Linked DNA regions of Homo sapiens: regions 2 and 3 are each linked to region 1. The links are chromatin loops, found by intact Hi-C in ENCODE. Cell type or tissue: endothelial cell of umbilical vein. All regions are shown on one strand. Links, peaks and the distances in the headings refer to the core of each region. The heading gives the core; the rest is flanking DNA. Region 1 has its middle 8.8 kb from the start of NFKBIA. Region 2 overlaps RALGAPA1 (Ral GTPase activating protein catalytic subunit alpha 1). Region 3 has its middle 41 kb from the start of CFL2.

Region 1 (8,431 bases), core at 1,540-6,539:
CCTTCTATTGTTAAAGAAATAAAAAAAATTGGCCCAGCTCCGTGGCTCATGCCTGCAATCCCAACACTTTGAGAGGGTGAGGCAGGAGGATCACTTGCGTTTAGGAGTTTGAGACCAGCCTGGGCAACATAGTGAGACCCCATCGCTATAAAAATAAAAATAAAAAAATTAACCAGGTGTGGTGGCATACACCTGTAGTCGCACCTACTTGGGAGACTGAGGTGGGAGGATTGCTCGAACCTGGGACGTTGAGGCTACAGTGGGCCATGACTGTGTCACTGAGCTCCAGCCTCAGCAAAAGAGTGAGACCTTGCCTCAAACAAACATAAAAACATTATGAAAACTAAACACAATGCATTTCTGCATCTATTGGCTAAACAGAGCCTATAAGCTCTGAGTTTACAACCTCTTTTTCAGCCAAGGTATGATGTTTTAATTGTGCTTTGCAAGAGGCACAACCTTCTGCTCTTGGCATCATGGGTTCTCTGCTCCTGTGTAACAGGAGACTGGGACAGTGTGTCCATCCATGATGCGCAGGGCTGCTCCTGCCAGGCAGGGTTAGGATTAGGGGCTCTAACCTCTGAAAAGTGAATTTTTCCTCCCTCAAACCAAGTATTTATTTGTTTTGTTTGTTTGTTTTTGAGACAAACCAAGAGTTTTGCTCTTGTTGCCCAGGCTGGAGTGCAATGATGTGATCTTGGCTCACTGCAACCTCTGCCTCCCGGGTTCAAGTGATTCTCCTGCCTCAGCCTCCTGAGTAGCTGGGATTGCAGGCACCCGCCACCATGCCCGGCTCATTTTTTGTATTTTGGGTAGAGACAGGGTTTCACTATGTTGGCTAGGCTGGTCTCAAACTCCTGACCTCAGGTGATCTACCCGCCTTGGCCTCCCAAAGTGCTGGGATTACAGGTGTGAGCAACCATGCCCGGCCTGTTTGTGTTTTTGAGACAAGGTCTTGCTGTGTCACCTAGGCTGGAGTGCTGTGGCATGATCACAGCTCGCTGTAGCCTTAATCTCTTGGGCTCAAGCAATTCTCCCACCTCAGTCTCCCATGCAGTGGGACCACAGGCACATGCCACTGTGCCTGGCTAATTTTTTTTGAGACGGAATTTCATTCTTGTCACCCAGGCTGGAGTGCAATGGTGCAATCTTGGCTCACTGCAACCTCTGCCTACCAGGTTCAGACGATTCTCCTGCCTCAGCCCCCTAAGTAGCAGGGATTACAGGAGCCTGCCACCATGCCCAGCTAATTTTTTGTATTTTTAGTAGAGACAGGGTTTCACTGTGTTGACCAGGCTGGTCTCGAACTGTTTACCTCAAGTGATCTGCCTGCCTCGGCCTCCCAAAGTGCTGGGATTACAGGCATGAGCCACCACACCCGGCTGTGCCTGGCTAATTTTTTAATTTTTTGTAGAGATGGGTCTCCCTGTGTTGCCCAGGCTGGTTTTGAGCTCCTGGGTCCGAGCGATCCGCCCATCTTCACTTTCAAAAGTGCTGGGATTACAGGTGTGAGCCACTGCACCCTGCCCCAAAGCAATTTTTAAATGCTACAGTGTAAAATAAGCATAATAAGTCCAACAAAGTTCTGATTTTTCTCACAATGACTACTTACGTTGTTTTAAGCAATCAGATGACTTCACTAAACATCTCCTGAGGTGTGCCTGCTCTGCTGGTGCCCTAACTGCATGCCCATCTGGCTCTTGGGTAACCTGCTGCGAGGGAAGGAGGAGGCCTGCACGTGTCACCCGTGGCCAAAATTACTGGCTCTCCCTTTTCGTGGCTTGTTGGCAGTAACCAAGTAATATTTATAGGTGTGTAGCATTGTTCATGGTCTGTTGTGTTCAGGGAGAAGTTGTTGGATCAGGAAGGTGGTAAAGGCTTAAGGCAGTTTCCCCTGCATGCCGCTGTATTTGCTATTTTGTCTTGGGTGTAAATTCATTCTGAGTTTAGTCAGGGTATGAGGATACTTAGCACTAGGGAACTTCCACACAAGAGCCTGGTACTTGGCAGGGGATGAGACATAAATGATATGAGGCCCTTGTTCTTTGGCACTGAAATTAGGTGAGGAGCTCATGATCCTTCTCAGAGGGGGCCTAAGCTGTATCCACCAACGGAAACCACATGGAGAGGTAGATCCTTTCCCCCCTACGGTCTAAGGTCTTGGGAATCATTTAGGAAAAAGGAAAACAGAATCAGAGCTGCTAAGAGATAGATTCATATTACAGAGTAAGGATTTAGGAAGCTTGTTCCTGAGCCCTTTCTTGTAAGTGCTAAAATAATGCCTTTCTCAGACTTCCTTTTAGAGCCTCTATTATCTGGAGTAAAACACCGGAGTGCTTGGATGAGTATTAGAAATTGAGATTTGTCTCTGAGGCTATTAGTGGGGAACGGTACCACAAAAATATAGTTTCTGAAAGTTTTTCTTAGGTTGATTTTTTTTTTTTTTTTTTTTTGAGACAGGATCTCACCCTGTCACCCACGATGGCGTGCAGTAGCACGATTATTGCTCACTGAAGTCTTGACCTTCTGGGCCCAAGCAATCTTCCTGCCTTAGCCTCCCATGCAGCTGGGATTACAGACATGTGCTACCACACCTGGCTAATTTTTGTATTTTTAGTAGACATGGGGTTTCGCCATGTTCCTGGCCTCCAACTCCTGATCTCAGGTGATCCACCTGCCTCAGCTTCCCAAAGTGCTGGGATTATAGGCGTAAGCCACCACACCTAGCCTGGCCAGGTTTGTTTGTTTATTTATTTATTTATTTTGACACAGAGTCTCGCTCTGCTCCCCAGGCTAGAGTGCAGTGGTGTGATCTTGGCTCACTGCAACCTCCGCTTCCTGGGTTCCAGTGATTCTCATGTCTCAGCCTCCCTAGTAACTGGGACTACAGGCGCCTATCACCACGTCTAGCTTATTTTTGTATTATTTGTAGAGATGGGGGGTTTTGCCATGTTGGTCTTGAACTCCTGACCTCAAGTGATCCATCCACCTTGGCCTCCCAAAATCTGGGATTACAGGCGTGAGCCACCGTGCTCAGCCTATTTTTTTCTTTTCTTTTCTTTTTTTTTTTTTTTTTTTTTTTTTTTTTGAGATGTTGTCTCACTCTGTTGCCAAGCTGGAGTGCAGTGGCGTGATCTCGGCTCACTGCCATCTCCGCCTCCCAGGTTCAAGTGGCTCTCCTACTTCAGCCTCCTGAGTAGCTGGGATTACAGGCACGCACCATCATTCCCGGCTAATTTTTGTATTTTTAGTAGGGACAAGGTTTCACAAGGTTGGCCAGGATGGTCTCGATCTCCTGACTTCGTGATCTGCCTGCCTCAGCCTCTCAGAGTGTTGGGATTACAGGTGTGAGCCACGGTTGCTCGGCCTATTTTTAACCACTGAAAGCAAATGAGAAACAGAGTGAGAAGGATCACAAATAGAAGCCATGAGCAGAAAAAAAGGGAGAAATTGGCCTGGAACATTTTTTCTTTGTTACCAGGTGTCAGCTGTCAGAGTCCAGTCCCATGACTGTGACACAATCCATTTGGATAAGCCACTTAGCTTGGCTTAGGAATATTCATCATTTCTTATATCCCAGGGCTGTTCATAGGCTAACGTGTAGTGATTATTTGGCCAAAAACACTGATATTTTCAGAAAGTGAAGCAGATTAATGCATCACCAAATCTTTAAATGCTAATATTTGAAAATTGGGCCAGTTTGGAGGAGTGTGAGAAAAGAGGGAATGGGGTGCCCCTGTACTCATTGATTGAAACTCAAGAAGCTAGGTGGAAATGGGTGAGGTTGACAGCACAGGTATGGGTTTTGCTAGAAATCTAAATGAACATCATGAATAGAGAGTAGGGAAGCACACAGATAACCCAGTCTCGATGTTGGCTCTTCCGCCTTTAGGGATCAGGTTCATCTCCAGGTTGCCAGGGCATCAGGAAAGCACCTCGCTGGATTTCAGGGCAGGAGGAGGGGAGTCACAGGGTAAAGGGAAGAGGCTACACACAGAGCAGGAGCAGGGGCTATGGGAGTTAGGGAGGGAGCCGAGGGGGAATTTTCCCTTCACAAATGGCAGGGCAGAACACCAACATGAGGAACACAGTATATGCATGGTGCTGTCTGCAGTGACATCTTCTGGCCATTTGTGGAAGAAGTTTTCTCTGAGGCATCACCGATTCTTGAGAAGAGGAATTTAGGAATGTTGAGTTGAGGAGGTACACCGAGACTGGATATGAAGTTGTGATTGTGGTACATCACTTAACACAGTCCCAAAGGAAAGACCCCCACTTTATCTGTGAGTGTTAGTTTTCCTTCAGTGCCTGTTGCCAGTCAGCTCAGTGCATCCTGCTATTGACACGATACCCGGACCATCCTCTTCCTTCCATCTTCACTGTCCCCACGGTAGTGCGGGCTGAGTTGTACCATGGTAGCTTCTTGGTACTTTTTGTTATTGTTGTTGTTTTGAGATGGAGTCTTGCTCTGTTGCCCAGGCTGGAGTGCAATGGTGTGATCTCGGCTCACTGCAACCTCTGCCTCCCAGGTTCAAGTGATTCTCCTGCCTCAGCCTCACCAGTAGCTGGGATTACAGGCACCTGCCACCACACTCAGCTAATTTTTGTATTTTTAGTAGAGACGCAGTTTCACCATGTTGGCCAGACTGGTCTCGAACTCCTGAACTCAGGCAACCCACCCTCCTTGGCCTCCCAAAGTGCTGGGATTACAGGCGCAAGCCTGGCAAAAATGAATTATTTTTAAAGTTGAAACAGAATACCTTCCTGTGATTAAAAAAAACCAAGCAGTCTAAAAATATTACAATTATACAATTAAATCTCTCTTTTGTTTCTTTTTCTTTTTTTTTTTTTTTTTGACTTGTTGCCCAGGCTGGAGTGCAATGGCGCGATCTCGGCTCACTGCAACCTCCGCCTCCTGGGTTCAAGCAATTCTCCTGCTTCAGCCTCCCAAGTAGCTGGGATTACAGGCATGTGCCACCACGCCTGGCTAATTTTTGTATTTTTAGTAGAGACGGGGTTTTACCATGTTGGTCAGCCTGGTCTCAAGCTCCTGACCTCAGGTGATCCACTCACCTCGGCCTCCCAAAGTGCTGGAATTACAGGCATGAGCCACCGTGCCCAGCCTAAATCTCTTTTCACTGAGGCTTCTAATATGCATTTTCATTATATCATTTCCTGTAACAGAGCCTCTGTTGACCTTCCATGGGCTGCAGGAAACGGTCTGAATTCCTCAGCTGCATTTAAAGTCCTCCAGAGTCAGACTCTACCCTGCCCAGCCACTCCTCATCACCATTTCCCCCGAGCACCAACACTGTGCCAGCTGCTCTGGCCTTCATGCAGGCCTCTCCCTGCCTGTCCTAGGACCACCTTCTTTCAGCTTCCTTGCCAGGACCCACCCTTTCCAAAACTCCTTTTCTGTCTTCCTCTTCTTGGAGCCCTCTGCCCTCTTCTAAATCCTGCTAGCTTTTACAGCTTGCCTTGAATATTGGGCCACATATTGTCTTATACTGCTTAGTTATTGCTTGTGTCCCTAGTTAAACACAGAATAGTGTTGGGTGGGGCAGGGGCTGCTGGGTGGGGAGGAGACATTCATTTCTTCTGTGTCTCTCTTACCCTGGGCTTCCCTTGCCATTGATTCAGGCATGAGTATCCCCTTTGCTTCATACCTGTCATAATTTTTCTTGGACCCTCCTCCTCTGTTAATACCTCACTTTGCATGCAATCGATTTCATTCTTTTCTATCTAGAAATTATCTCAAGAGGCCATCGGGTCCAGCTTCTGCTTTCAGGCAAGTAAAGTGTTACCATTCCCATTTTACAAAGGATGCAGACACTCTGAAATAAAGGCTATTAGGAGGATGGGGGCACATCAGAGCCACCATATCCCATCCTATCCTAGAGGAATTGAATGTGAGTAGAAGTGAACAGATTATAAATAGACCTAGATAGTGTCCTCCTTCTCTTCTTTTCTTTTCTGTTGCCTGAGAGTAACCTCTGGGGTGGAGCCCAGGGTAGAGGAGGAAGGCTCCTTTTCAAACCTTCAGTTAAGGAGTTAAGGAGATAGGTGATGTCCTGGAGGCTTGCTTAGTCCAGTTCCCCAGGGCAAGATATCTAACAGGAAATTGGGGCAGAAGCTCTAGTTTAGAGGAATAGATGAGCATTTGCCTGGAGTATTCCCCATGTTAGAAATGTACTGGGGACATAGAATGGTGGGAAGGAAGCAGAATGAGAATGAGTGTTGTTGGTTGAAAGGCCATCTGACAAAGTGATGCATACTTAGACCTCTCATTGAGGACTGCAAGGCTAACGGCCCATGGACATATGACTGGCTGGCCCAGGTAGGGGTGTGGTGGCCAAGGCCCACCTGCTGCCCTTCTGGGGTGCTCTTTAATGGCTTTCAGAAGCAGAGGTATTTGCAACACCAAAATTTCATAAGCTCAAGAGCTTGACCCAGTTTAACAGAGTATACATAAACCAATAATATTTAAAATGAAAAGCCCATTGGTGTACAGAGAATGATGTATGCTTTGCAGTCTGACTAAGGCAACATCTGGAACAACTGATTTCCCAGGAAAGTTTCCCTTGAAGAGGAAACCCTAGGCAGTTTAGATCCGGGTAGACTTCACATCTTGGACTTTGGGCACAGAGAACTTCATTCAAATACTATTACATATGAACATATACTAAATTGTTTTATAAAAGTGGTACAGGAGGCTATTTGACGTATTGAGCCTCAGGGCATCACTGCAGCTTTCTGTTGTTAAAGGCCTTAACCTTCTCACTTTGTCTTTTCACTAGCAAGATTGAGTCTATCGATTTGTCAGGCCAGCTCAGTGACAAGACTGGAAATTAACTTAGAGGTATATGGGAGGGTTGTTGTCTGCAGGGTGTTGAACTGAGGCTAAAAATAGGTGGGGATTCCTGGGGCAGCCTCCTTCGTGGTCACAGGCACCACAAAAGGAAAACTCAGCAGGGAAATTTGCTTTCGAGCCCTGCCCACAAGGGAGGGTAAAAGCCCCCACCTCTGTTGCTCCCCACAGGAAAAGCTCAGGGTGACAGTGAGTTTGGTGCTTTCAAAATGTCAGGGCTCTCACAGACAGGCTGTCACCCCTTCCCGCCCCCAGACTTCTGATCAGAGGCTTTCCCTCTGGGTAAATTCACTTTCTTAGTTCAAGCTCAAATGTCTGTCCCTGACTGCCTGTAGCTATGTTTTGTCGCAGGCCTGATTAAGATAAAGGGAATGTGAAATATTGACACAACAGGGTTAATATGGGGGAGAAAAAAAACTCTAAAGAAGCAAAGCACTGTAGGTAGGGAAAGCAAAACCCATTAATCTGTCAAGCATTTATGAAGCTCTTTTTTTTTTTTTTTTGGTGCCTGGCACTATGCTGTGATATGGAGCATAATAAAAATAAATTTTTATTTATAAAATAAAAATAAATATGGCTCCTGCTCTCAAGGCGCTTCTAGGCTGGTGAGAAGACCAGCAGGTAAATGAGTAATTCTAGTAGGGAGTGATCAGAGATGTGGCCGAGGCCTGAACAAAGTGGCCTGGGAGCATGAGGCGAGGGAAGCCACACCACACTGAGAGGGATGGTCCAGGGCAGCTATTGAAAGACAAGTCAGAGTCAGGAGTGGGAAGAAGGATGTGCAGGCAGAGGGTTAAGCCTGTGGTGGGGCTGGGAGGTGTGAAAGCAGCTTCACAGGGCTTGCTGTGTGGTAGCGGGATATGAGTAGGCAGGAAAGACACAGCACACAGTCATGTGACCGAGCCGAGAAGCTGGGCCTGCACCCTGAAAGCTGTGGTGGATTACTGATCAGGTGTATGCTTTAGAAGACAGTGTGGCAAATAAACTGGAGTAGGTTAGGCATGAGGCTGGTGGCCAGTTAAAGACAGTGACTGGAGGCCAGGTGCAGTGGCTCATGCCTGTAATCCCAGCACTTTGGGAGGCTGAGGCAGGTGGATCACCTGAGGTCAGGAGTTTGAGACTAGCCTGGCCAACATGGTGAAACCCCGTCTCTGCTAAAAATACAAAAATTAGCTGAATGCAGTGGCGCATGCCTGTAATCCCAGCCACTCGGGAGGCTGAGGCAGGAGAATCACTTGAACCCGGGAGGTGGAGGTTGCAGTGAGCCGAGATATCACACGACTGCACTCCTGCACTCCAGCCTGGGCGACAGAGCAAGACTCTGTAAAAATAAAAACAACAACAACAACAAAAAAAAAAAAACAAAGACAGTGACTGGAAAGTGAGATGGCTACAGAGAAATCTAAGAACAAGGATTTTGAGGTCTGAGTGACTGATTGGATGTGAAGGAGACAAGGAAGAATCTAGGAGCTCTGTTTCTGACTTTGGTTATGTAGTGGAAAAACAGGAGGAAGAGCAGGTTGAGGGGAAGATGATGGGCTCCATCCTGGACACACTAATTTC
Region 2 (8,431 bases), core at 1,620-6,619, 270 kb after region 1:
GATGGCCAGAACCTGAATCCACATCAGCAGAGGACGTAACCCCAGTGTCGGTTCCAAAGCCAAAATCTATAGGAAGAAGAAATGTTATTATATGAGTCCCAATTACAAAGTAAAAATATTTACGAGAGCTAAATCAGCAAAATGATCAAACATAAACATTCCCCGTACATCTATTCTGTTTACATATCACTCAGACAAGTGTAAATAATCTTAATACTCTGAAGATTATAAGTAGATCGGGATAGTGTACAAGCCATGAAGGGAGGAAACATGTAATTCTCCAATGCATATCCCAGCTCTTCACAAACTTAGTTCCCAAGGTTTTGACTTCTTTTTTAAAAATTTGGTGCCCTTCACTGACTGCCAAGTGCAATATAGAATTATAGCTGAATAACTAAGTGGTAATAATATAGCACCAAATAATATTACTGATGTTATTGTAACAAGGGGCAATTATTCAAAGGAAGTTCTGGGTACTGTAGCATTGAACATAATCCAAATATTTGGTTCTCAAATATGAGTGTGTGAAACAGTGGCAACTCATAATCATGACTGGCTTTTTAGTAACAGGTCTATCCTAAATTATTTTCCTTTCTACAGTTTTGGTCTTAAAAATGTCATTTCTTTTAAGAAGGGATCACATTTTTTGTTTTTTAAATGCTCTTAATTTGGCAACATAAAGTAGCTTCAACTTAAGGTGATTCCCTAAAACTTCCTTTGAAATTTCACTGAAAATTGAAATAAAAATAAGTGGGGCCAAGAATGATGCCTTGCACCTGTAATCCCAGCTACTCGGAAGGCTGACGCAGGAGGACTGCTTCAGGCCAGGAGTTCAAGACTAGCCCAGACAACATAGCAAGACCAAATATCTAATTTTTTTTTTTCTAACGTGGGAGCCACTGCCTAAGTAACACTGGAGAGGAAGGTGATGGCTACATAATCCGTAAGTCAGTCTTGAACAGAAGACAATCAACATAAAACATAGTATTCAAATAGAAAAGATACTTGCTGTCAAATTTTCGGCCATCATATTGGAAAGCGCTGAAAGAATCCGAATGACTATCTGAGCTGATAAGATCACTGCTCCCTGCACTGGCAGGAGAAGTCCATTCTGAGGGCACACCTGGGTCATCAATAGGGCGCATCTGGTTCTGCTTGTTTAGAATATCAGGGAGGTCTTTGGGAATTTCCAGGCTGCCTGGACTACTTCCTCTTCTTGTCATAGTCTAAACGTTCAAGAAATATTTTACCATTAAGAAAAAGCTTTTATTCTCTTTAACCATCTGAAACCTTTAATTTCCAAACCATCACAATAAATGCTGAGATTTAGAGGCTGAAGTAGGAGTGGAGAACACACTCACCAAACAATCTATGTAACTGAATGGAGCTAGAGCCTGACCTATTGTTGGTCTGCCTAAAGACCCAAATATCACATGATGCTGGGCCTGTGACTCTTAAGCCTCAGCAGGATCCATGCAGTGAATATAAATTAAAACAGCAGAAAGAGTATTTAGTGGAAAAAAAGCAGCAAATAAAAAAGACAGTGGAAGAGTGGAAAGAATGACAGCAAAGATGTCATTCAATGATTTTTATCCACTCAAGGGAAAAAAGTAAGCCTAAAAAGAAAGGGGCGGGGTATATAATGGAGTTATAGAGAAGTCAAACCCAAATGAAATATGACAGTTTAAAAAAAGCAATTCCAGGTCCAGCACAGTGGCTCACTCTGGTAATCCCAGCACTTTGGGAGGCTGAGGTGGGCAGATCACCTGAGGTCAGGAGTTCGAGACCAGTCTGGCCAACATGGTGAAACCCTGTCTCTACTAAAAATAGAACAATTATCCAGGCATGGTGGTGTGCACCTGTAATCCTAGCTACTCAGGGGGCTCAGGCAGGAGGATTGCTGGAACCCGGGAGACGGAGGCTGCAGTGAGCACTGCACTCCACCCTGGGCGACAAAGCGACACTCTGTCTCAAAAGAAACTAGTTCCATATATATTTATCCTTCCCTAACAATTAAGCATTATTAGGGATAAAAGAGCTTCTGCTTTCATGTTGCCATACTCCTAACATTCAAGATAAAGATAACTTTTAAGTCTCTTCCAAAGTTATCTAAAATGGTTAAGCAGTATTTGTGCTAGCAAAACTATGGGAGCTGGTTCACAAGCAGATCTTGAGACAAAAATAAAAATTATATATGTATTTTTATTTTAAATTATATATTAGATTATATTTATTTATTTATATAACTACGGGAGCTGGGGCAGAAGACCTCCATTGCTATCTTTCCCATTGAGGGCTTGCAGCTGGCACCAGGGTAACCTACGAGCAAAGACAAAAAAAGGGGAGACTAGGAAGGTAGTTGCTTATACCTGTGTATTTGTGCACAGGTACCTGTCTGATCTTTCACCCTGGTGAAAATTATGAGGCTGTTTATGTCTTTAGATAAAAAATGTTATAAAAATGTAATTCAAAAATCTTAATTCATAAAAAGGGTTATATTTTGAGGAAAGGTTATTTTGAATAAAAATTCCCATATATAAATTGACATATATGTACATAGGTATATATCTGTTAGTTTTTCTACCCTCCTCTATAAAACCAAATATATAAAATAAAACTTACCGAGGCATTACCACTTCGAAGTCGTTCTGCTATAAACTCATCCATCAGATCAGGAACATTAGCACTGCTGCCGCCAATATCACTATTAAGAGGAGGCAGTTTTTGGCTCATGTCCTCTTTATTGACTAAAAATAAATAAATAACTATATATAGTGAGGAAAAACTTAACTGCATTTTCTAACTTTGAAACAAACAACAACCCAAAACAAAGTACCTTTGCCAATTATTTGCCAAACATGCATTTATGAATAATTTCCCTTCTTTCAGATTTAATTTTAAGAATTAGTAAATTGATATTTACTTTATTTAACTAAGCAGATGTTAGTCAATCTTCAGTGTAACTTTAAACAGCAAGAAAGCTTATAGATAAGCACTAGCTGAAGTTAGGTTAATATTGCCTATAAAGAAACTGGTATATTTATCTTTTTTCCTGACTCAATGTTTCTTTTTAGAGCCTTAACAATTTATAATTCCGTATTTCCCCCAAAGAACGTTTGCAGGGAATACATCCTTTGAATCTATGCAAAACTCAGTGGGATACAAATGCATTTGAGTATTTATAAATACAAATTCTATGGTTTTGATATACTGCTGTTTCTATCCACTATAAAATCTAATTTTAATGCTTTAAGAATAAAAAGTTGACTTCCACAAATGTTTTTCTTACCAAAAAAACCCAAAATAGTTATTTTGATTTTTTTATCACTACATTATTATTATTTTTACCATTTACATTAACAAGAAAGTTTTAGACTTGGGAAACTAACTTATAGAAAATAATATGGTATCTATGTCACTACTATGCTATTGAAAAGTTGATTTCTCTGCAATGAAAGGAAAATGAGCACTGTTTATATTCCTAATAAACTACAAAGTATTTCAGATTAAAAAAACACACTGGTCAGAAGCTCACTGTGAAATACCATTATCTTTATATTACTGGCCAGGCTTTGCTAAGCTGTCAAATACTGCCCTCAGGTGGCATTAATGGCTCAATGCAAGATGCATTATACAGCGTTGTTAATCATGCTAACAAAACCATGTTAAAACAAATAAAATCAAAACCAACCTTACTGCTGAAAGTTAATAGTCTATATATGTAAAGTTATTTTAACTTTGACTCAAGATAGAGAAAACAGTTACCATAATCTTGCTTTCTGTTATCTGTCCATAGAGGTTCCATATTTAAATCATGAGTGGCTACTGTGAAACCTTTATGCACATTTAAAATCTCAGAAAAAAACAAAGTAATTAAAGTGTTTCAAGGACATAACTTGCATTCTATATAAATGAATGCAAAACTAAAAGCCTACAGCATGTTTGGAAATGGCTTAAATGAAAAGTGATTAAATTCACTTTGAGATTTAAGAAATAATTTCCTCATCACTGATAGTTAACTATAATGTTGGTGCTGGCTGTAGGACCTTGATTTCTATTATGTTAGTTGTCAAAATAATTTCTATCAAGAAAAAATACAAAACCAAATAGATCAGCAGTAAAAATAAGTGAAATCAGTTAGATATATCTGGTGCCCTTTTAAACTATAGTGGGGTGGGGAAGAAAGCATAGTAACTCCTTGATAATCTTAATTTCCATACTTGTGGTATACACTCAGAAAAATACTTGATTTAGGTAGTCTTTGATAGGTTATTGAAATTTTCCTATATATCCACTTTCCTATGTTGTTGTTCAGCAGCAAAGAGGTTTAACTAAATGCCTTATAAGGGAAATTAGTAATTTAAATAAACATTCTATGCTGGGAAAAATACAGCTGGGAAAAGGCGCATGCATAACCAAACAGAGAGAAAGCAGTGACCATCCCAAAGCTTTTTGATTGCTTATAGCTTGCTTCAGTTGCATTAAGCCAAACTGGTGCTGTCTTTCTCCTTTTGCGCTCTGCACACTGTTAGTGCTCACCTGCAGCTTTCCTTCCAAAATAGCCCATTACATGACTGTACAGATCCCTCAGTGGAGCCTCTGGTGGCATTCTGTTCTGCCTCTGTGGGGAAACATTTGCCTTCGGCTTCGAAAGAGCATGTACAACAGTTTTATAAACGCCACCCAGGGAGCCCTGCTGTAGTCCTGCCTCATGACTTGATGACCTAAGAGTACTACGACTACCTAATTGACTACTTGCAATTCCTTCTTTTTGTAATATGGTGGTGGGAATCTCTGTGGATTCCTTCACTGTTTTGCTGCTTACTGATGCAGTACCAAGTGTATCTAGAGGTCTGTACACACCAGGTTTTACTAGCTCTGTAGCACTATTTGTGCTGGTATGGGTGTTGCTAGTGCTGCTATTGCTGCTACCACTACTAAAGCCACCGAGCTTCCGCAGTCTCATCTTCCATGGAGCCTCTTTGTTTTCCAGAGGATTATAAAACTGAACGGACTCAGTGGATGGCCTAAAAGTAACATGAACACTATTTCGTTTTTTAGTAGCAATTTTCATGATTTTGGCTCTATGAGTTACTGTTTCAGACAAGCTCCTTTTAGTTGGAGAAAGTTTGCTAGTACTTGTAACATGAGGCATTCTGCGGTTAACAGGTGCTTTTAGTGTTGCTTTCTTGGCACGCATAACATGTGGGACAGTGATTTTTTCATTAATTTGCACACTCTTAAGCTTTTCAACTAGTGTTACATCAACACAAGCATCTAATTCTGTGGCTGCTTGTCTGTACAGATGTTTCCTTTTTTCTTTATCACAAGGGCTATCTAAACTAGGCTCTGATGGCTGTTTATCAGTGTTTAGTTGCTTAGATTTTTCAGAAGTTTGTGTTCTAAAAAAACTGTCTGACTGGTTAGGTGCGATATTACTCATGAAGACAGCTGAGTTTGGTTCTTTCTGAAACTGTAGGTTTTCAGGAGTCCCAACAAAAGAGGTGATATTTTCTGATTCAGTTTCCTGATCTGTGCATTCTAATTTATCTAAGGATAATCTTTCACCCCTATTTACTGCAATAGTCACTTCCTGAGAAGCTGGGTCTTTCCCTGTCTCATTTTTACTATGATTTTCCTGGTTTTCCTTAAAATATTCTTTCAGGGTGGAAAGAAGATCATCATCTCCTTCAAGGTCAATGTACTGGATTTGTTCAAAAGCTGAATCTGCAAGTTCTACTGGACCTATTAAATGACAAAGATGGTCATATATGCTATCACCAACTTCCAGAGAAGACTCTCTACTATGAGTATCAGTGATGTGGCTTTCAGTGGATCTAGTTATTGAAGAAGCCTCTGTGGAACTCTGCAAGCTTGGTGCATGACGGGATGAACTGTCAATGACAGGAACTGCACCTTTGGCTCGTTCAACAGTGAATGGTTCCAAGATGTCAGAAGTGCTGCTACTTCGAGGCAATGGCTGCTCCTCATTCAAAGCACCAAAAACTTCATTTCCAGTTTCTTCACTTTGTGAAAAATGTCTGACTCTAGTTGAGCGGGGAAGTATTTGAGCATCATCAATATCTGTAAAAGAAAAAAAAATTATGTAGAGAAGAACTACACAAATATAAAAAATAATTATTAATTTCAATAATGCTCTAAAGCATATGCTTTAAAAAAAATCTGAGTTTTTGTAAGCTCAATGAAAAAAAAATCAAAATACAAATCTGCTTTTTTAAAAAAATGATGGGCACAAGCCAATATAGCATGTAGTGTCAATGAATTAGAAAACTACCAAAACACATTTTAAAATGTTAACATGCATAGAAACAGACAGTGAGGTGATGAAACATTTGGAAGTGCAGATAAAGATAGAGCTGTGCCAATAAATCAAGCAACTCAAATGCTATTAAATTTTTCCTACTTATTTACGTTCCAAGCAGAAAAAATACACCTTAACACAGAAAGCCGATCCAAGTATCCCACTGTAGACTCTTATAGGGTCTAATAAATTCTCCAGCTTCCTTCCCAAAAAGGCAAGAGGCATCTTTTCTTCAAATTTTGCTTCTCTGTTTGATTACATATTAGAAATGAAAGTCTCTACCCTCTTCCTAAATTTCTCTTTGTCAGGAAACTGTTCTCCCCAGGTGTTTTACTTTATTACGTATTAAAATCTTATTCACTGACATCAAATAAAGTCAATATATTTTTTAAAAAATCAATTGTATTCTTTTGTTTTTGGCAAAAACACCACTTAAATCTGCTAGGAAGAAACTTTACCTGCCTGTTATTGGCCCTTTCCATTAAACAGCCATCAAGCTCTAAAAACTATATTTCTGGCTTCTTACATCTCTTTTTAAGAATTATAGGCTGGGCGCGGTGGCTCACACCTATAATCCCAGCACTCTGGGAGGCTGAGGTGGGCAGATCACCTGAGGTCGGGAGTTCAAGACCAGCCTGACCAACATGGAGAAACCCCATCTCTATTAAAAACACAAAACTAGCCGGGCGTGGTGGTGCATGCCTGTAATTCCAGCTACTTGGGAGGCTGAGGCAGGAGAACTGCTTGAACCCATGAGGCAGAGGCTGCGGTGAGCCGAAATAATGCCACTGCACTCCAGCCTGGGCAACAAGAGCAAAACTCCGTCTCAAATAATAATAATAATAATAATTATTATTATTATTATAGATGGACATTCAGAGATTATCTAATTTAACTATCTCACAGATGAGAAAATTGAAGCCCAGAGAGGTTAAGTTACTTTATCAAATTTACAATAAAAAAGTTTGAGAAACAGGCTTAGTGTTGCATATCACTGCATTATTTTCACTGCCTTCAGTGTCAGGATGAAATAACCATTTAACTGTTCAGATATATACAAATTCTCAACAGGAATTGTGGAAGCAAAATACAATGTCTATGAATCCATCATGGTCTGTAAGTTACCTAGAAATAACAAAAAAAAATTGTTTTCAGAAGTCAGCAAAATATAATGAAGAAAGGACAGAGTCAAAAAGTCAGCTGTTGCTACTTATTAGGCTTCTTGCACAAAAGTTAAATGCAACAGAACTATAACTGAACAATCAAAATGAGAAAATTTAGATCCAGAAGCAAAGCAGTGACTTGTCCAAGATTACAAAATAATTTGTTGATTCTTACTCTAGATTTTGAGACTAGTTTCCTCATTTATAAAATGGAGATAGTCATTCAAAGTATTTTTGGGATCCATGCTACTATGGCTGAAAAAAGGCTAGTCCCTCTGCAATTTCATTCATATCACCCTATTTGTATGAGGTCCAAATGGACCTACTTTATACTAAATTGAGATCAACATAGGTTTGTATTATGCCAAGATTCTAGTATATTCCTAGTGATATACTAGTAGGCTCTCAACATAGGTTAAATATATAGTATCTCCTGAAGCTGAAACAATTAACTTTTTGTCCTTAAACTGAGGGGAATGTGCAACTTTAAAAAATGACATTGTTTTTCTTCCTCATGCACTCCACTGAGAAATTTTTCTAAGTGAAAAGCGAAACATTTCCTTACAAACTTCACTTTGATGCACTTATACTCATTAAGCGTTTGTTAATACAGCAGATAACTAACTCATATCTGTGCATCTTGACAAACATAAATATTTCGGTTTTTTACATCTGCCATAAGAGATCATAAGAACTTCTGCCTCAATGACAGAGATTATATTCAGCATGCACTCTAAATTTCTTTCCACACAATATTCTAAAGAACTCAGCAAAGGATAAAGACTGTATAGCTGTTCTATAAGAATTCTTACGAATTTTATAGCTTGGAATTTATTTTACCAAAGGTCAAAATCAAGATTTCAAAACATTAAAATCATAAAAACATTATGACACTAGCAAATGTACAAATGTCAGAAAAAAATAAAATATTAGTTTTAATTTTTAA
Region 3 (8,431 bases), core at 1,134-6,133, 740 kb before region 1:
GAGCCACTGTCCCAGCTCATAATCTGATTCTAAAGAGACAATTGATATCTTAAACTGAAATTTATTTTTAACTTTTTTTAAAATTTATTTTATTTTATTTTTAAATTTATTTTATTTTATTTTATTTATAAGAGACAGGGTCTCTTAACAACAACAACAACAGCTACTGTAACAATCTCCTAAAGTGTTTGTTTATGTGTTGAAATGTTTTCCTTTTTAACTTCACAGAAATCTTTTGGAAACTATTCTCTCTTACTTTGAAGAAATATTTATCTGAAGTTTAGCAATTCCTTCCATTTTACACCATTTTACTTTCATTCTACCCTTAGAACCAATGTATGTCTCGAGTTTGTGATTACAGCTTTGACTAAGCATGGCTCTCTCCTTCTTTGCTTGGGCAGTGCTTTAATGGATTGCCCAGCCATCTGTATGGACCCAGGAAACTATTATACTTCCATTGGAAAGTCCCCATATGTGATCTGTGTTAAAGAGCTATAGAGCACAGGTCACAGGAAGATTCACTCCCACCCAGGATAGGATGTGTGGCATGAGTTGACACTTGGGAAAGCTCCCTCTCAGACTGTTTTCCCTCTGTTTTTCCGCAGAATCTGAGATTCCATCATCAGATGAGTTCTCATTAGCTGGCTCCAGCAGTTGCTTACTAAATTGTATATAACTTTGTGCATCTTCCATTTGCCTTCCAGATTTACTTTCCACCCTTCCTCACCTTGCTCTGTAGGGCCACTGTCCTGTGTGGATCACTTCAATAGCGTTGGGTTTCAGTAGAGTTCAACCAATGAAGATCCCAGCAGAGATCAAGAAGAGAGGGCAGTGAGGGGTGTTATTATTGCCCAGCTTCTTTCCTAAGAGGTTGTCTTGGGCTGGCTAGGGTCCCTTGACTGAAGGGTCCCTTCTCTCAAGGAAGGCATCTCTCAATGGCTCTCTGAAGAATTTGCATCCTCCCATCATCCTTCCAGGCCTAAAGGTGGTATTATAAAAGCCCTGATACTGCTGTGCCTTGTGGCTCTCCTACACACTGCATGCACGTGTAAATAGTACCTTTATTAAACCCACTTTGAGTTATACTAATTTGGGTGTGCCATCTGTTTCCTCCTGGGACTTTGATAGAGACACCTTCATAGAAGCAAATTATTAAGCTATTATTGGCCATAAACATCCAATTATAAATTAGTTTGTAAAACTGGTTTTCAAGGAATAACTACCTGAGGTTGGACTCAGAGGGAATGAGACATAGGACAAATAAATCTTCACAGAGTTAAAGAGAAACAATACAATGCAACAAAGAGAGGAAGGGGGCTTGAAACTGGGAGATTTCAGTTTGAATTCCAGATCAGCAGTTTACCCCAGGGCCTCATTTTTCTCATCTCTAAAAGGAAGGTTTTAATTTTTAAATTTTATGATTTTGTTGAGACAGAGTCTTGCTCTGTTGCCCAGGCTGGAGTGCAGTGGCGCAATCTCAGTTCACTACAACCTCCGCTTCCTGGGTTCAAGTGATTCTCCTGCCCCAGCCTCCCAAGTAGCTGGGACAACAGGCGCGTGCCACCACGCTTGGCTAATTTTTGTATAAAATGAAGGTTTTTAAATAGAATAATGGCTTTCAATCTGTGTTCCACAAAACCCCAAGAGGTACCTCAATGTCCAACAACCTGGGAAGTGAGAGATGTAGAGAAAGGACAGGAAGAAAAAGACAGATCCCAACTCTACTTCAACCAGGACAGCTTTGCTCTGTCTGCTTATAGAGATTTCTGAGGTGATGTATACAAGACTGGATATTCCAGCTGCCAATCTTCTAGGGAAAAGTGAGCTGTGGGACATTTGTGTGTGTGTGTGTGTGTGTGTGTGTGTGTGTGTGTGTGTGTGTGTTTATTTTTTTAGAGATGGAGGTCTCACTGTATTGCCCAGGCTGATCCAACTCCTAGCTTCAAGCAATCCTCCTGCCTTGGCCTCCCAAGTAGCTGAGATTACAGGGGCAAGCCACTGTGCCTGGCTAATGTGCGCATGTATTAGTCCGTTTTCACGCTGCTGTAAAGATACTACTCAAGACTGGGTAATTTATAAAGGAAAGAGGTTTAATTTACTCACAGTTCTGCATGGCTGGGGAGGCCTCAAGAAACTTACAAGCATGACAGAAGGGGAAGTAAGGTACCTTCTTCATAATGTGGCAGGAGAGAGAAGGAAGAGGAACTTCCAAACACTCGGAAAATCATCAGATCTCTTGAGAACTCACTATCACAAGAACAGCATGGGGGAAACCGCCCCTTTGATCCAATCACCTCCCTCCCTCAACACATGGAGATTACACATGGAGATGAGATTTGGGTGGGGACACAGAGCCAAACTGGCTAATTTTTAAATTTTTAGTAGAGACGAGGTATCACTATGTTGCCCAGGCTGGTCTTGGACTCCTGGGCTCAAGCGATCCTCCTACCTCTGCCTTCCAAAGCACTGAGATTACAGGTGTGAGCCACCATGCCTGGGCTGGGCTACTTTAATTTATTCTTCTAAAATGCTAATTACTTTAGATTTTGGGAACCAACAGACATATTGATCACATTTCAAATGGTATCTGGCCAGGCACAGTGGCTCACACCTATATTCCCAGGATTTTGGGAGGGTGAGGTGGGAGGATAGCTTTAGCCCAGGAGATGGAGGCTGTAGTGAGCTATGATTGCGCCACTGCACACCATCCTGGGCAACAGAGCAAGTCTCTGTCTCTAAAAAGTAAATAAAATAAAATAAGATAAAATGTATCTTAGACACACTTTAAAAATTCTATACATGCTGCAGATGTATCAGACACACTTTTTTTTTCTTTTTCTTCTTCCACAGGCTGGTGGGGTGGAATAAAACACACTTCTGACTAAGGAATCAAGTTGTTACTAAAGAATAGTCATTTTTCTCTCCTTGAGATAAGCCTTCAGAAGGTAACTTGATAAAGAAATCACAGGAGAGTAAGGGTTATTACTTATGATGTTATTTCAAAAATAAATGAGTTGAAACCATCGACTGCCTGGTTTTCAGAAGGTAACCAGCAGAGGGCACTCTAGGCTTTATAGACTGCAGAAAATGCAAGCGGATCCCTCCAGAAGTTGGGGGTCAGTGCCTTAATCTTTATCTCCAGAAAGATACTTTCAGCTTGTTATTATTATTATTATTATTATTATTATTATTATTATTATTAGACGGAGTCTCGCTCTGTCGCCCAGGCTGGAGTGCAGTGGCGCTATCTCGGCTCACTTCACTGCCACCTCCGCCTCCCAGGTTCAAGCGATTCTCCTGCCTCAGCCTCCCGAGTAGCTGGCATTACAGATGCCCCCCCACGCCCAGCTAATTTTTGTATTCTTAGTAGAGACAAGGTTTCTCCATGTTGGCCAGGCTGGTTTCTGACTCCTGACCTCAAGTGATCCACCTGCCTTGGCCTCCCAAAGTGCTGGGATTAACAGGCGTGAGCCACCCTGCCAGGCCGATGCTTTCAGCTTATTAAGAGCTCACCTGTTGGATGACTGCAGAACATTTTCTTGGTAATGTAAACCAAAGCTTCTGTATTCCCAAATAGCCACATTAATCAACATTTACAAATAATTGTAAAATAATTTCAAGAGAATGAGAAGATGAGCCACAGACTGGGAAAAACTATTTACAAAAGACTTATCTAATAAATGACTGTTATTCAAAATATATAAAGACCTCTTAAAACACAAGAATAAGAAAAATAACCCGATTAAATAATGGGCAAAAGATCAGAACAAACTCACCAAAGAAAATACACAGATGGCAAATAAGCATATGAAAAGATTTTCATATGTCACTAGGGATATGCAAATTAAAACAACAATGAGATAGGACCACATACCTATTAGAATGGCAAAAATCACAACAATGAGGACACCAAATGCTGGTGAGGATGTGGAACAACAGGAACTCTCATTCATTGCTGTTGGGAATGACAAATGATACAGCCCCTTTGGAAAATAGTTTGGCTGTTTCTTACAAAACTAAACGGCTTACCATAAGATACAGCAATTGTGTTCCTAGGTATTTACCAAATAAGTTGAAAACTTATGTCCCCATGAAAATGTGCACATCAATGTTTATAGCAGCTTTGTCCATAATGGTCAAAACATGGAAGCAATATGAAAATGTCCTCAGTAGGTGAATGGATAAACTGTGGTACATCCAGATAATGGAATACTATTCAGCACTGAAAATAAATGAGTTATCAAGCCATGAAAAGACATGGAGGCACCTTAAATCCATATTGCTAAGTGAAAGAAGCCAATCTGAAAAGGCTACCTATTGTATGTTTCCAATTATATGACATTCTAGAAAAGGCAGCCAGGCATAATGGTGTGTGCCTGTAGTCTCAGCTACTTGGTAGGCTGAGGCAGGAGGATCACTTAGGCCCAGGAGTTTGAGATAAGCCTGGGCAAACTGGTGAGACTGTCTCTAAAAAAAAAAAAGAAAGAAAGAAATTTTTTTTTTTTTTCAGATGGAGTTTCACTTTTGTTGCCCAGGCTGGAGTGCAATGGCACAGTCTCAGCTTACTGCAACCTCCGCCTCCTGGGTTCAAGGGATTCTCTTGCCTCAGACTCCCGAGTAGCTGGGATTACAAGTGCCCGAGACCATGCCAGGTTAATTTTTCTAATTTCGTATTCTTAGTAGAGACAGGGTTTCACCATGTTGGTCAGGCTGGTCTTAAACTCCTGACCTCAGGTGATCCACCCATCTCAGCCTCCCAAAGTGCTGGGATTACAGGCGTGAGCCACTGAGCCTGGCCGAAAATGTTTCAATATTAAAAATAAAGAAAAACTTAGAAAAAATTAAAAAGACAAAAGGAAAAACCAGAAATACAGGGGTTGGGGAAAAATGAGCATAGAGGATTTTTAGGGCAGTGAAACTACACTGTATGATACTATAATGATGAATACATGTCATTATACATTTGTTAAAACCTACAGAATGTACAAAACTAAGAGTTAATCTGTTTGTTTGGGTTTTTTTTTTTTTGAGACAGAGTCTTGCTCTGTCACCCAGGCTGGAGTGCAATGGTGCAATCTTGGCTCACTGCAACCTCCACCTCCCGGGTTCAAGTGATTCTCCTAGGGATACACAAATTAAAACAACAATGAGATAGGACCACATACCTATTACCTCTTAGCCTCCCAAGTAGCTGGGATTAAAGGCACCTGCCACCACACTGGGCTAATTTTTGTATTTTTTTTTTAAGTAGAGACGGGGTTTCACCATGTTGGCCAGGCTGGTCTCAAACTCCTGACCTCAGGTGATCTGCCGCCATCAGCCTCCAAAAGTGCTGGAATTACAGGCATGAGCCACTGCATCTGGCCTAAATCCTAATGTAAACTATGAATTTTGGGTGATAATGATGTGTAAATATAGGTTCATCAATTGTAACAAAGGTACTACTTTGGTTCAGATGTTGATAGTGGATAAGGCTCTGCATGTATGTCTAGGAAAGGAGTATATGGGTTATCTCTGTACTTTTTTTGTGTGTGTGACAGGGTCTCGCTTTGTTGTCCAGGCTGTAGTGCAATGGCACGATCTCGGCTCACTGCAACCTCTGCTTCCTGGGTTCAAGTGATTCTCCTGCCTCAGCCTCCTGAGTAGCTGGGATTACAGGCGTGAACCACCACAGCTGGCTAATTTTTGTATTTTAGTAGAGATGTGGTTTCACTGTGTTGGCCAGACTGGTCTCAAACTCCTGAGCTCAAGTGATCTACCCGCCTAGGCATGAGACACGGTGCCTGGCCATCTCTGTACTTTCAACTTAATATTGCTGTGAACCTAGAACTGCTCTAGACAATAGTCTATTAATGGTAGCTCACACCTGTAATCCCAGCACTTTGGGAGGACAAGGCAGGCAGATTTGCTTTGAGCTCAGGAGTTAGAGACCAGCCTGGGTAACATGGCAAATCCCTGTCTCTACCAAAAAAATATACAAATATTAGCCAAGCATGGTGTCTTGTGCCTGTAGTCCCAGCTACTCAGGAAGGTGAGGCTGGAAGATCACTTGAGCCTGGGAGGCAGAGGTTGCAGCAAGCCAAGATCACGCCACTGCATGCCAGCCTCGGTGACAGAGTGAAACTCTGCCTCAGAAAAAAAGAAAAAGAAAAAGAAAAGAAAATAGTCTATTAAAAGCAATAATCCATGCTCACTTCAACAGCATGTGTATTAAAAATTGCAACAATACAGAGATTAGCACTGACCCTGCCCAGGCAGACACACACATTTGTGAAATGTTCCATATTTAAAATAATAATGAGAATCCAATGTTCTTGTATCAGTGTTCCCCATTATTAAATTTGTTCTTTTAATGAGTCACCTAGTGATACAGGTTTCCAGGAGATAATATACCCATGATTATCAGGATTTCTTTCTTTTTTTTGAGATGGAGTTTCCCTGTGTTGCCCAGGCTGGAGTACAGTGGTGTGATCTCGGCTCACTGCAGCCTCTGCCTCCCAAATTCAAGCGATTCTCCTGCCTCAGCCTCCTGAATAGCTGGGATTACAGGTGTGCGCCACCACACCTGGCTAATTTTTGTATTTTTAGTAGAGACAGGATTTCACCATGTTGGCTAGGCTGGTCTCAAACTCCTGACCTCACGTGGTCTGCCCACCTCGGCCTCCCAAAGTGCTGGGATTACAGGCATGAGCCACTGTGCCTGGCCAGGATTTCTTTTATTATTTATTTATTTTTATTTTTGAGACAGGGCCTTGCTCTGTTACCCAGGCTGGAGTGCAGTGGCACAATAATAGCTCTGGCTAATTTTTTTTTTTAATTTTTTTGTAGAGACGGGGACGGTGGTGGTTTCCCTATGTTACCCAGGCTGGTCTTGAACTCCTGGGCTCAAGCGATCCACCTACCTCGGCTTCCCAAAGTGTGGGATTACAGGCGTGAGCCACCACATCTGGCCTACTAGGATTTCTTAATCATCAGCACTCTTGTCTGAATCCACATTCATTGCCTGAACTCAAATGTAGTGGAGACCTATTTTCACATCAGCCTTTAATTAACCCTGCAAAACACTGACATGCTCTGAGCAGCCTGGCAGGACAGCAAACCATGCTCTTTTTCACCTTTTACAACCAGTGTACAAAATAGGATTATCATTTCCCCACAGACATCAAGAAATAACTAGAAGTTTACCAGGAATAAACTGTTAGGTGCCTCAGTTGCAGCAAAGTTCTTCTGGAGGTTGGAGGAAAGCTAATATTTGCTGAAGACCTAGTATTCAGGCATTTGGCAGGTGTTCAGCACACACAATCTCATTTCATGCCTCTGTGACCATGTCTACCTTATGGCTAGGGAAACTAAAGTTGCCCAAGGATACTCAGCTAGCTAGTGGCAGAGGTAGAAAGAAGCAAACCCAGATATTTTTGGCTCCACGTGCCTTTTCTTCAGAGGAGCTACCTCGACCTGCATTCAAACACTGCCACAATTATCCCTGCCACTTGCTGGGGTATGCTTCACAGTGGGGTCCATTTGCAGTGATTTCTGATTTTCCATATTTTAGAATTTTCCTGTTGCTTGCAATATGTCTTCTGTTCTTATGAAACTGCCCAAAACCAGGGCAATGGAGGTTTTTTTTTTTTTAAGGATCTTTTTTGTAGGGGCTGGATGGTGGGGGGTGGAGGTTGGGTGAGGGCAATGAAGGGAGATTGGTTTTTTATTCTGCGTACTTCCATAATGTTTGATTATTTTATGGTTAGAATGTATTCATGCATTACTTTTTTTTTGAAAAACAGAGAAGGCACCGGGCAAGGTGGCTCACGCCTATAATCCCAGCATTTTGGAAGGCCGAGGCGGGTGGATCACAAGGTCAGGAGTTCAAGACCAGCCTGACCAACATGGTGAAACCCCGTCTCTATTAAAAATCCAAAAATTAGCTGGGCATGGTGGCGCGCGCCTATAATCCCAGCTACTCAGGAGGCTGAAGCAGGAGAATTTCTTGAACCCGGGAGGCGGAGGTTGCAGTGAGCCGAGATCATGCCACTACACTCCAGCCTGGGCAACAGAGCGAGAGAGACTCCGTCTCAAAAAAAAAAAAAAAAAAAAAAAAAAAACAGAGAGAGAAGGAAAAAAAGCAGCTTTCTAGGCAAATACATGAAAACAATGTAGAAAGAGCCACAGTGCAGTATATATTCTATTTTTATGTTATATTTATAGTAATTTGAATATAAAGACCTCTGTTGAGAGGAAAAAAAGAGGACCAAAGTTTCATTATATGAATATTTGCTTCTCTTTGTCCCTCACACCCTACACACAGAAACACAAACAAAAGCCTCTCATTGTTTCCCCTGATGGAACAACGATGACTAAGTGGCTGCATAAATCATCCAGAGTTACCAAAACTTCATTCCCAGTCATTTGACACCATTTAGGGAGGACTGTG

Evidence for each region. Peaks named below come from ENCODE experiments on the same cell type or tissue, not always from the same donor. Only the 100,000 strongest peaks of a DNase experiment are listed, where the experiment ranks them.
Region 2: a loop joins it to region 1, with 7 times the contacts of the local background. A loop is called at or near these places in 25 of 110 quality-filtered maps.
Region 3: a loop joins it to region 1, with 8 times the contacts of the local background. A loop is called at or near these places in 29 of 110 quality-filtered maps.

What each region holds. Positions count from the first base shown.
Region 1 is chr14:35,409,326-35,417,756 of GRCh38, forward strand. No RefSeq gene overlaps it. Among named protein-coding and RNA genes, the nearest start is that of NFKBIA, 8.8 kb to the left of the region's middle. In endothelial cell of umbilical vein, for the core only: a CTCF peak has its summit at 4,118 (motif pointing left); DNase peaks (open chromatin) are centred at 4,126 and 5,226; H3K27ac peaks cover 2,225 bases.
Region 2 is chr14:35,683,920-35,692,350 of GRCh38, forward strand. It overlaps RALGAPA1 (Ral GTPase activating protein catalytic subunit alpha 1), which reads right to left. Exons shown (of 42, transcript NM_001346249.2): 18 at 4,540-6,084; 19 at 2,623-2,747; 20 at 1,010-1,226; 21 at 1-66. Among named protein-coding and RNA genes, the nearest start is that of SNORA101B, 75 kb to the right of the region's middle. In endothelial cell of umbilical vein, for the core only: a CTCF peak has its summit at 3,612 (motif pointing left); DNase peaks (open chromatin) are centred at 3,592 and 5,402.
Region 3 is chr14:34,669,705-34,678,135 of GRCh38, forward strand. It overlaps the pseudogene RNU6-1261P. Among named protein-coding and RNA genes, the nearest start is that of CFL2, 41 kb to the right of the region's middle. In endothelial cell of umbilical vein, for the core only: a CTCF peak has its summit at 3,036 (motif pointing right); a DNase peak (open chromatin) is centred at 3,047.